Linked DNA regions of Homo sapiens: all the other regions are linked to region 3. A link is a contact called in ENCODE Hi-C or POLR2A ChIA-PET data. All regions are on one chromosome and are shown on one strand. The core of a region is the stretch at or near the end of the contact, and the rest is flanking DNA. Distances in the headings are between cores, read along the strand shown. Region 1 holds the start of IMPDH1 (inosine monophosphate dehydrogenase 1). Region 2 has its middle 18 kb from the start of HILPDA. Region 3 holds the start of CALU (calumenin).

The links. Hi-C counts contacts between places; a loop is a spot of excess contacts on that map. ChIA-PET counts read pairs that join two places held with the same protein, here RNA polymerase II (POLR2A). Pooled maps may share reads with other maps.
Region 1: a map of B cell shows a loop between it and region 3 (12-fold over the local background). The contact joins the promoter of IMPDH1 here to the promoter of CALU in region 3. A Hi-C loop is called at or near these places in 2 of 168 maps with a recorded cell type or tissue (B cell and naive thymus-derived CD4-positive, alpha-beta T cell), 5 of 37 single-sample maps with no recorded cell type and 12 of 50 pooled maps. POLR2A ChIA-PET finds 5 or more read pairs at or near these places in 2 of 52 experiments (T-cell and WTC11).
Region 2: a pooled map shows a loop between it and region 3 (2.3-fold over the local background). The contact joins the enhancer-like site here to the promoter of CALU in region 3. A Hi-C loop is called at or near these places in 1 of 37 single-sample maps with no recorded cell type and 6 of 50 pooled maps. POLR2A ChIA-PET finds 5 or more read pairs at or near these places in 1 of 52 experiments (PC-9).

What each region holds. Positions count from the first base shown.
Region 1 is chr7:128,408,057-128,411,241 of GRCh38, reverse strand. It overlaps IMPDH1 (inosine monophosphate dehydrogenase 1), which reads left to right and starts at 1,260. Exons shown (of 17, transcript NM_000883.4): 1 at 1,260-1,486; 2 at 1,758-1,801; 3 at 1,890-1,953. The coding sequence starts at 1,341. RefSeq lists an enhancer at 604-843 and a silencer at 1,114-1,733.
Region 2 is chr7:128,436,178-128,439,377 of GRCh38, reverse strand. No RefSeq gene overlaps it. Among named protein-coding and RNA genes, the nearest start is that of HILPDA, 18 kb to the left of the region's middle. Within about 2 kb of position 1,542, at least 3 of the 41 ENCODE cell types and tissues checked have a DNase peak (open chromatin) inside an H3K27ac peak, as active enhancers do.
Region 3 is chr7:128,737,690-128,740,650 of GRCh38, reverse strand. CALU (calumenin) reads right to left here and starts at 1,292. Exons shown (of 7, transcript NM_001219.5): 1 at 1,219-1,292. RefSeq lists an enhancer at 956-1,055 and silencers at 1,336-1,475, 1,546-1,685.

The DNA.
Region 1 (3,185 bases), core at 11-2,510, 330 kb after region 3:
CCATTTGTTCCCTCAGACTTGTCAGACAAAAGTCCAGATGCGCCGGGCGCGGTGGCTCACGCCTGTAATCCCAGCATTTTGGGAGGCCGAGGCGGGCGGATCACAAGGTCAGAAGATCGAGACCATCCTGGCTAACACGGTGAAACCCCGTCTGTACTAAAAATACAAAAAATTAGCTGGGCGTGGTGGCGGGCGCCTGTAGTCCCAGCTACTCTGGAGGCTGCGCCAGGAGAATGGCGTGAACCCGGGAGGCGGAGCTTGCAGTGAGCCGAGATCGCGCCACTGCACTCCAGCCTGGGCGACAGAGCGAGACTCCGTCTCAAATAAAATAAAAAATAAATAACATAACATAAAATAAAATAAAATAAAATTTCCAGATTCTTCTCGACTTAAAGATGGGGCTACCTCAGGGTAAATCCATCTGTAAGGTTGAAAAATCTTAAGTCAACCATTGTAAGTCGAGGACCATCTGTATATGGCATGAGAATTATCAGCTGTTTATTTTCATCTACTTTGTCTCCTGAAATAAATTGCCTGAGGGCAAGGACTCTTACATTTCTTTGCCATTTTTGCTAGGTGTTCAATCACCGTTCACAATGATAACAGTAGGAAAAAGTGCGCCTTCTAGTAAGTGGACAAACAAGTTTGAGTACACTGCTCTGCCCCACTCCCTTGTTACGGGGTAACATAACAAGGTAAAGTACCTCCACAACGAGGCAAGACTAGGTCCTGTTCCTTAAGGAGCCCGCAGCCTTGTCTGTTCTGTTCGTTCCCTGGCAGATTACAGGCTGTGGAGATCCCTCTCCCCGCTCTCTAACGTGGAGTCGGCTGAGCACGACTCTCTCGCCCCAGCGCGGGAGGTCTGCGGTCTGCGGGTATGAGGCGCTCCAGGGGACCTGGCATCGTCGGCGTGCAAGAGAGGAGCGGACCTGAGACGCAAGGAGAAGCCCTGCCTCTGGAGTCCAGCTCCTTTCCTCTTCTGGTTTTCCTCGGAAGGGGCCAGGAGACACTGGAAGGTCCGGACGGCAGGGAAGGGGACGGGGTTCTTTCCAGTCCCACCCGTGTAGGGACACCTCTCCCCCTCATCCCCCGATGTACCCTCGCTGAATCTGGGATGGGAGAGACGAACCGAGTCTAGGCATCTGCGTAGCAGCGCCGGGGAGAGCGGGGAGCCCAGGGCGGAGCCCAGTCGACTCCCGGATTCCCCTGCCCCGCCCCCGGCACGAGGCCCCGCCCCGGCGGCCCCGCCCCTCCTCGGGACTCGACCGGGCTGCGCTCACTGCCCAGCCGGGGCCCCGGGAGCCTCCAGGCTCCCGCCCGCCCTGAGCTGCGGCCTCCGCATGGAGGGGCCACTCACTCCACCACCGCTGCAGGGAGGCGGAGCCGCCGCTGTTCCGGAGCCCGGAGCCCGGCAACACCCGGGACACGAGACGGCGGCGCAGCGGTACAGCGCCCGACTGCTGCAGGCCGGCTACGAGCCCGAGAGGTGACGCCCAGGGCAGAGCGCGCGGGGCGCATCCGGGGCGGGCGGCCGAGGAGGGCGCGGCGGCTCCGGGAACCCGGCGACGCTGCGGGGGAGGGGCAGGCCCCACAAACCCTTCCCCTATTACCGCCTCAGCCTCTAACTTCCCGAAACGCCACGCTCCCGGCTTTGGTTGGGGGATGCAGACGGGCACTGTGCGAAGGGTTAGGTGCTTCGTTGCACGGGGGAGCGGAGGAGAGGGAACAGGTCGTAAAAACCTTCCCTAAAATCTTAGCCCTAGATTGGACCTCGCTACACACCCGACGACACCCCGTTCAGGTGGCTCCAACTCCTGGGGTTCAAACAGTGCTTGCTGGAGTCCTGTCCGACTGACTTGGCTTACCCCTCCTTAGCTGTTTCCTCCTAGAACTATCTTCAGTGGTCTTACTGGCAGGTGTTGGTGTCCAGATGGATCGCCTTCGCAGGGCTAGGTGAGGACACTCTCCCCTCCTCACCATGCACTGAGATCTGAGAGGCTGCCAGTGCAGCTCACCTCAAGGTCTCTCCGAAGACGCAGGCCCCCATGCTGGGGTCTGTAGGGGAATGAGGGACACTGGAGGAAGAGTAGGGTAGTGAGCTGGGCCCCAGGGGGACTGGCTGAAAAGGAGACAGCAGCTAATCTCTGGATTGTATCGCAGCTTGAAATGCAATCCCACTGTCCTTCCGGTCCAGAGGATTTGGACTTCTTTCTCTGCCCATCTGCTGGTGTTCAGCAGCTTGGGGAGGTGACCTGGCAGCTGGGTTAGATGGGGGTGGTCTGGGGGAATTAGCCCGGCAGCTCTGCCCAGGGGTTGGCCGCTTATGTAAGAACTTTTAACGGCTTAAGGGGCTCCTCGGCAGTGGGGCTGCTGAGTTAGGCCCCCCTGTCCTGGCAGGCTGCCTCTCTAGAATTGACTCAGGCTTAGGCAACTCCCAGCCTTTCTCCTGTCCTAGAAATCCAGCTCCTGGGGTTCAGGCCGCAGGGCGATAGGGAGGGGCCACAGGGGCTGAATGAGCCGGTTGGGGCTTGACAGAGGCAGTGCTTGGTTAGAGTAGGGGTTGCAAACATAATGTTTCAGAGCTCAGGCCGGAGCCATGTGAGTGCATCCTTTCTCCAGATTGCACTTCTGCATCAAGGGGCCATCCCTACCCCCACCCCCAACCGACCCGCACCCCCCACTTGGGCTCAGGGAGCCTGTGTAAACCTGAGCCCCAGCCAGGTGGTGTAGTGAGATTCAAAACCTGCTGGCCAGACCTCCACCTGCCTTCGCCAACCTGGAGCTGTGGGAAGAGGACAGGATTCTGTGAGCAGTCCTGGGTTTGAATCCAGTGTTATTGCTCTCTGGCTTGAACTTGGACAGGCTATGCCCCCGACCCAGCTCAACAGTGCTAATGTTACTACCTTTTCTGCCCTTCCCCCATCTTCCCCTCAAGAGTGTTTTGAAATCTTGTTCCTTCAAATAGCCCCAGGCCTGATAGAGCCCTCGGGGTTCCCTGCCTGGACCTCAGTACCCAGCTGGGCACTGTTGCCCTGCTACCCTGAGGAAGGGGCTTGGACCTGCCTTCCTATCCCCACAGCTGCTAGGTGGGGGTCTCAGGGAACAACAGCCCTTCCTCGGCTTCGGAGGCCGACTGGTTGCCTCGGTGTCTCCTCCCCATGGAGGAAGCAGCTGGGGAAGATCAG
Region 2 (3,200 bases), core at 293-2,792, 300 kb after region 3:
ATGGAGTCGGGGGCACTGGATTAGGGTGGGCCCTAATCCCATGTGACTGGTGTCCTTATAAGAAGAGGAAAATTTGAACACAGACAGACAGAGGGAAGATGGCCATGTGATGCCAGAGGCAGAGAGATTAGAGTTAGGGTGCCATGAGCCAAGGAATGTGTGGGGCCACCAGAAACTGGAAAAAACAAGGAAGGATCCTCCCCTAGTTGGCAGCGTGGCCCTGCCAATGCCCTAATTTCAAACTTCCAGGCTCCAGAACTGTGAGAGAATAAATTTATATTGTTATGAATCACCTAGTTTGTGATACTTTATTACCACTGCCCTAGAAAACTAATACAGATGGAGCGGAGTGGTTTGTAAAATAGGGAGGGGAAAGGATTTCGACATGAGTTGACACCATCTACACATTTGCTGGGGATATGTCAGACTAACTCCTTTTAGGACACCAGAAGGCTGTATTGGATCATGGGGAAGGGATGGGAAGAAGGCAGGCAGATAGTGCTATAGGACACTAGCTACCACAAGGGTGATAAGAGTGGGTGTCCTCTGTACTTCTAGGGGGTATAGGATATCTGGGAGCAGACCAGGGTGAGCTGGGAGCGGAGGTGCAAGGGACCAGAAGAAACAAGGCTTCAGAAGAGCAGCTCCCTCATCAGTATTACCCAGGGAGTAATTCTGGGTACAGGCCACACTCCTGGGTTCCCCTGAAGCACACATTTCTACTCTTCTCACACCAACAACTCTTTTTTGAGATGGGGTCTTGCTCTGTCACCTAGGCTGGAGTGCAGTAGTGTCATCATAGCTCACTGCAGCCTTGAACTCCACAACTCAAGGGATCCTCCCACCTCAGCCTCTTGAGTAGTTGGAACTACAAGCGTGCGCCACCACGCCCAGCTAACTTTTTTATTTTTTATTTTTGTAGAGACTGGGTCTCTCTATGTTGTCCAGGCAGGTCTCAAACCCCTGAGGTCAAGTGGTCCTCCTACCTTGGCCTCCCAAAGTGGTGGGACTTCAGCCGTGAGCCATGCAATGGGCCTATACTTTTTAGATTCCGTACAAAGGAAGAGTATTCTGGACATTTCATATAAATGAATAATTTAATATATGACCTTTTGTGTCTGGTTTTGTTAATGGATGGTACTGTATAGTTCCAGGCTCTTGGTGTCCCAAACAAAGAACTGGACGTGACACAGATAGCATAGCAAAGCAGCAAAAATTTGTTATGCATAGTAACACTCCCAGAGAGGAGAGAGCGGGCTGACCCGCAAGTGGTATCAGTCCCAGTTTGTTACATTTCATGGCCTTTTATATGTTTTTTTTTTCCACTTGCTCAACCTTACTGTATCTCTTTTGACCAAATTGTTTATCTTTACTTTTATTTTTTGTGACCAAATTGCTACTGCAAGTCCTTCTTATTTTTCTTATCTTGCATGTTTCAACTCACTGCTTACTCCCTTATGTACATACTGCTTACTTCCTTATTTTATATATTCTACTTCTGCTATTTTGCATGTTTTGCTTTTGCTACTGCTTAAGCTAACTTACGTCCAAGGATCCGCTTCGCCCCCAGCTTGCTCTGCTATTCTCCTGCCTTAGTTTCTTCCAACTTGCACAGCGTTCTCAAGTTTCATCTATGTTGTAGCTTGTATCAGAATTTCATTCATGTTCAAGTAATATTCTGTTGTATGGATATACCACATTTTGTTTACCCATTCATCAACTGATGGACATTTGGGTAGTTTCCACCCTAGCTATTATGAATAAGGCTGATATGAACATTTGTGTACATGTTTTTGTGTAGATATATGTTTTCAGTTCTCTTGGATCTACAACTAGGAGTAGAACTGCTGGGTTATGTGGTATCTCTGTGTTTAATATTTTGAGGAATTGCCAAACTGTTTTCCAGAGTGGCTGCATCATTCTGTAATTCTACCAGCAATATATAAAGGTTCCAGTTTCCCCACATCCTGTCAACACTTGTTATTGTCTTTACTTTTTTAAATTTTAGCCAGCCTGGTGGTTGTTAAGTAGTATCTCATTGTGGATTTCATTTGTATTTCCCTAATGACTAATGATGTTGAACATCTTTTTATCTGCATATTGGCTATTTGTAAGCCTCCTTTGGAGAAATGTTTATTCAAATTCTTCACCCAGTTGTAGCCGGGCATGGTCGCAGGCACCTGTAATCCCAGCTACTTGGGAGGCTGAGGCAGGAGAATTGCTTGAACCCGGGAGACAGAAGCTGCAGTGAGCCGAGATCACCCCACTGCACTCCAGCCTGGGTGATGAGCAAGACTCTGTCTTAAAAAAAAAAAAAAAAAGTGGCTGGGCACGATGGCTCACGCCTGTAATCCCAGCACTTTGGGAGGCTGAGGTGAGTGGATCGCCAGAGGTCAGGAGTTCGAGACCACCCTGGCCAACATAGTGAAACCCCGTCTCTACTAAATATACAAAAAATTTAGCTGGGCGTGGTGGTGGGCGCCTGTAATCCCAGCTACAAGGGAGGCTGAGGCAGGAGAACTGCTTGAACCTGGGAGGCGGAGGTTGCAGTGAGCCGAGATTGTGCCATTGCACTCCATCCTGGGCAACAAGAGCGAAACTCCATCTCAAAAAAAAAAAAAAAAAATCCTGTGCCTATTTTCAAATCAGGTTATATGACTTTTTATTTTTGAGTTGTAGAAGTTCTTTATATAAAGAACTTCTGGATACAAGTCTCTTATCAGATACATGATTTGCAAATACTTCTCCCATTCCATAGGTCCTCTTTCTTTTAAATGTTATCTTGATTAAGTATAAAATTCTAGTTTGCTAGTTATTTACTTTTTTTTTTTTTTGAGACAGGGTTTTTGCTCTGTTAACCAGGCTGAATTGTAGTTATGTGATCTCAGCTCACTGCAACCTCTGCCTCCCAGGCTCAAGCAATCCTCCCACCTCAGCCTGCCAGGTAGCTGGGACTACAGGCATGCTCCACCATGCCTGGCTAATTTTTTTTTTTTTTTTTGGTAGACAAGGGGTTTCACCATGTTGCCTAGGCTGGTCTCAAACTCCTGGGCTCAAACAAGCTGCCTGCTTCAGCCTCCCAAAGTGCTGGGATTACAGGTGTGAGCTCCCATGCCCGACTTGTTATTTACTGTTATACATTTAAAAATATTCCTTTGTCATCTAGCTTCCTTGATGATAGAAGGTGAGGGTTTTATGTC
Region 3 (2,961 bases), core at 43-2,542:
ATCACAGTAAAACCTCAGATTAGGTCTTGGCAAACTCATTTTCTTGACAAATACAACTTAGAGGTTATATCTGGTCCCTCATTTGGATTATACTATATAAATTCTTCAGTGATTACTGTCGTTTGGTATTTGGTTAATTAAATCTACTGAGTGAGGTCAAACTTGCATTTGTCTTGTGTCAAGTTCCATTCTATGGCAGACTAATTTAACAGAGATTCCAAGGTTCTCTGCCTCCAAGCTGAATAAGCTACTAGAACAAAAAACAACTAGAAGCCACCTTATTCCCAATTCATTAACGTTGACTTCATGGTCCACACCAGAAAATGAACGCAACTCAATTCTCGAAGACACTATTCTAGAATTTTATACACTTAGGAATTCAGATCACAGGCTCAAAAGTTTTAGCAGGAGACCCACGGAGCTTGGGCCTTGATGCAAAAGCAGCTTTTGAAACTGCAAGCCACTCTACGCTTAATCGCGGCAGCTATAGGGAATTAAGTTTATTTCTGACCGCAGCATGCTAAAAATCAGTAGGATATGGGGCTAGAAGCAACAAAAAACGTAACAAAAATTAATTCCCCAATAAAGCTTTAAAAACTATTTTCCGTCGCTAACTGAAGTACGTAGCCAAATATGGAAGCTCTAAACATTCAGCTTTTCTTTAAAATCATAGATATCACCTAGTGTCGTCACTCGTTCTCTCCCCCCTTGTTTCTGCACCCTTTAGGTGAGTGAACACGACCTTGGCAGATGCACCCTACTGTCGGGATGTGGCCTTGGGGCGGAGCTGGCAGATACAAGCAGGATGGTGAGTGGAGGCGGCAAGGAACTCTTACAATAACACTATCCAAATGCCCTCCGACCTTCCGGAGGCAAAAAATGACCCTCTGGTGCCAGAGACTCGGTGAGTGGCGTGACCTAGAGATGGAGGACCAGGACGCAGCAAACCAGGCACAGAACAGTACCCAACGGGACAGAGTTCCACCGGACCAGCCCCCTTCCCAGAGCGCGCGGTAAGACGGGCGGCGGCCTCCATCCCAGGCTGCACACAGAGGGTCCCGGGATCTCCAGCAGCATCAGGCCTGGGACCCGGGCGCCAGCAGAGACAGCGGCACCGAGTGAGGCAGTCCCCTGCCGCGCCAAGAACAAGACCGGGGACAGAAAGAAAGCGAATAAAGATGAGGCAGTGGTGAAGGGGCTGGGCATCACCGTACTTACCTTTCCTCGTAGCCCCCACAGCACAGGATGCCGTGGCCGCCGCTCACCCACCGGCTCAGCTCACGCGCGCAAGCACCGCCCAACCGGAAGCGGGTCCGCACCCCGCCCTCATCCGCCTCGCCGGCGGCCTCCCGACCAATCATCAGCAAACCCGCCGCTGTCGCATAGCGTCCCCGAGTAGCCATTGGTCTAACAATCGCATAGCCGGGATTGGCTGGAAAGCGCCACGTCCCCGGGACCGCGCCGAGTTGCGTGGAGCGGATTCCCGCCCAACTCTCGTCCCCGGGATTGTTGGGACGGCGGGCTCCAGCCCCAGCCCCAGCCCCAGCCCCGTACTGCGGGTGGCGTGGGCGCGGCCGTGTGGCCGCCACGTCCCCATTCACAGCTCATGACTCTGCTTCCACAGGGCTTCTTAGACTATCCTGCTAGTTATCTTCATTCCCACAAGACCACCAGGGCGGAATTAATCCGACTGAATCAGTCACCAACTTTATTGAACAATCCCAACTTTTTCTTTCCCTTCAGCGCTGCGCCCTGCGCTATCTACAGGAGGCTCTTCAGTCTTTGGCACCAGTGTATCTTTTAGCTCCATCTCCCAACACTCCCCCTCATCTTGCGCTCTGGGCACCATCATCTGTTTCCTAACAACCGGTCCTTTTTCATCTCTTAAGATTTTTGATCAAGAGGCTTCCTCTGCCAGGAATAAGTGCGTTTTCCTGATTTTCTGCCTTGCCAATAGAAGTCCCAGTTCAGATGTTAGCTCTAGAAGCCTTCCCTGACCTCACTAAGCATAATTCTTACCTTATTTACCATCATAGCTGTTTATAGCTTCAGTACACTTTGCCAAATTCTGCTATAAAATGTAGCTTATCCATCTGTCCTCTTCTAGAGTAAGCTCCTGGGTAGGTATCTGTCTATTCATCTTTATATCTGCAACTCTGAGCTTACTGCCCAGCTCAGTAATGTTAAGTGAAGGGAATGGGCCGAACCCGTTGCATGTCCCTGAAAATTTAATTTCATGTCATGAAATTAAAACAAATATCAAATAAAGGCTACTATAGCTTCAACACAAATGGAATGTAAACCTGTGGCATTCTTAGCACATAAAGCCTCTGTAGTTTAAAATCAAATTGAGACAAGTTGTAAACTCATGAAACAGTTAAGCTCATGAAAGCAAGCTAGTTACTGTCAACGTGAAAGGTTTACAACTAATCCTTCTGGCATTCAAAGGAGTGTCAGTGACCCTTGGTGGTAGTCAGGGAAGGCTTCAGAGGAAGATATGACTAAGGCTGGACTAAGGAAGTCCCAAATGGACTATTCAGCAAGAAGAGTAATAGGAATAAGGACAAGTGGAGGGCAGAGTGGGAGGTAAATTCTCAGGCCAGGTAGCAAATGAGGAAGGTTAAAAAAAGGGGTGGGGGGAAACAATGAAAGAAAAGCATGGATAGTAAGTTTGGAGAGGTAATGGAAGATCTTGTCAATTTGAGGAACCTGAACTGAAGACAGTGGGAACTGTGGGTCTTCCTGGGAAAGTTTCTAAGCTTGTGCCTACAGGGAAGCCATCTAATGGGTATTAACAATAAAACAGGCTACCTCAGGAGGCATTATTTCGAAAACAGTTTTTAAAATACCTCCTTAAGGATCACTTGAGGCCAGGAGTTTGAGACCAGCCTGGGCAAAATAACGAGACCCTTCCTCCCCCTATCTCTACAAAAAAACAAAAACTAAAAATTAGCTGGGTGT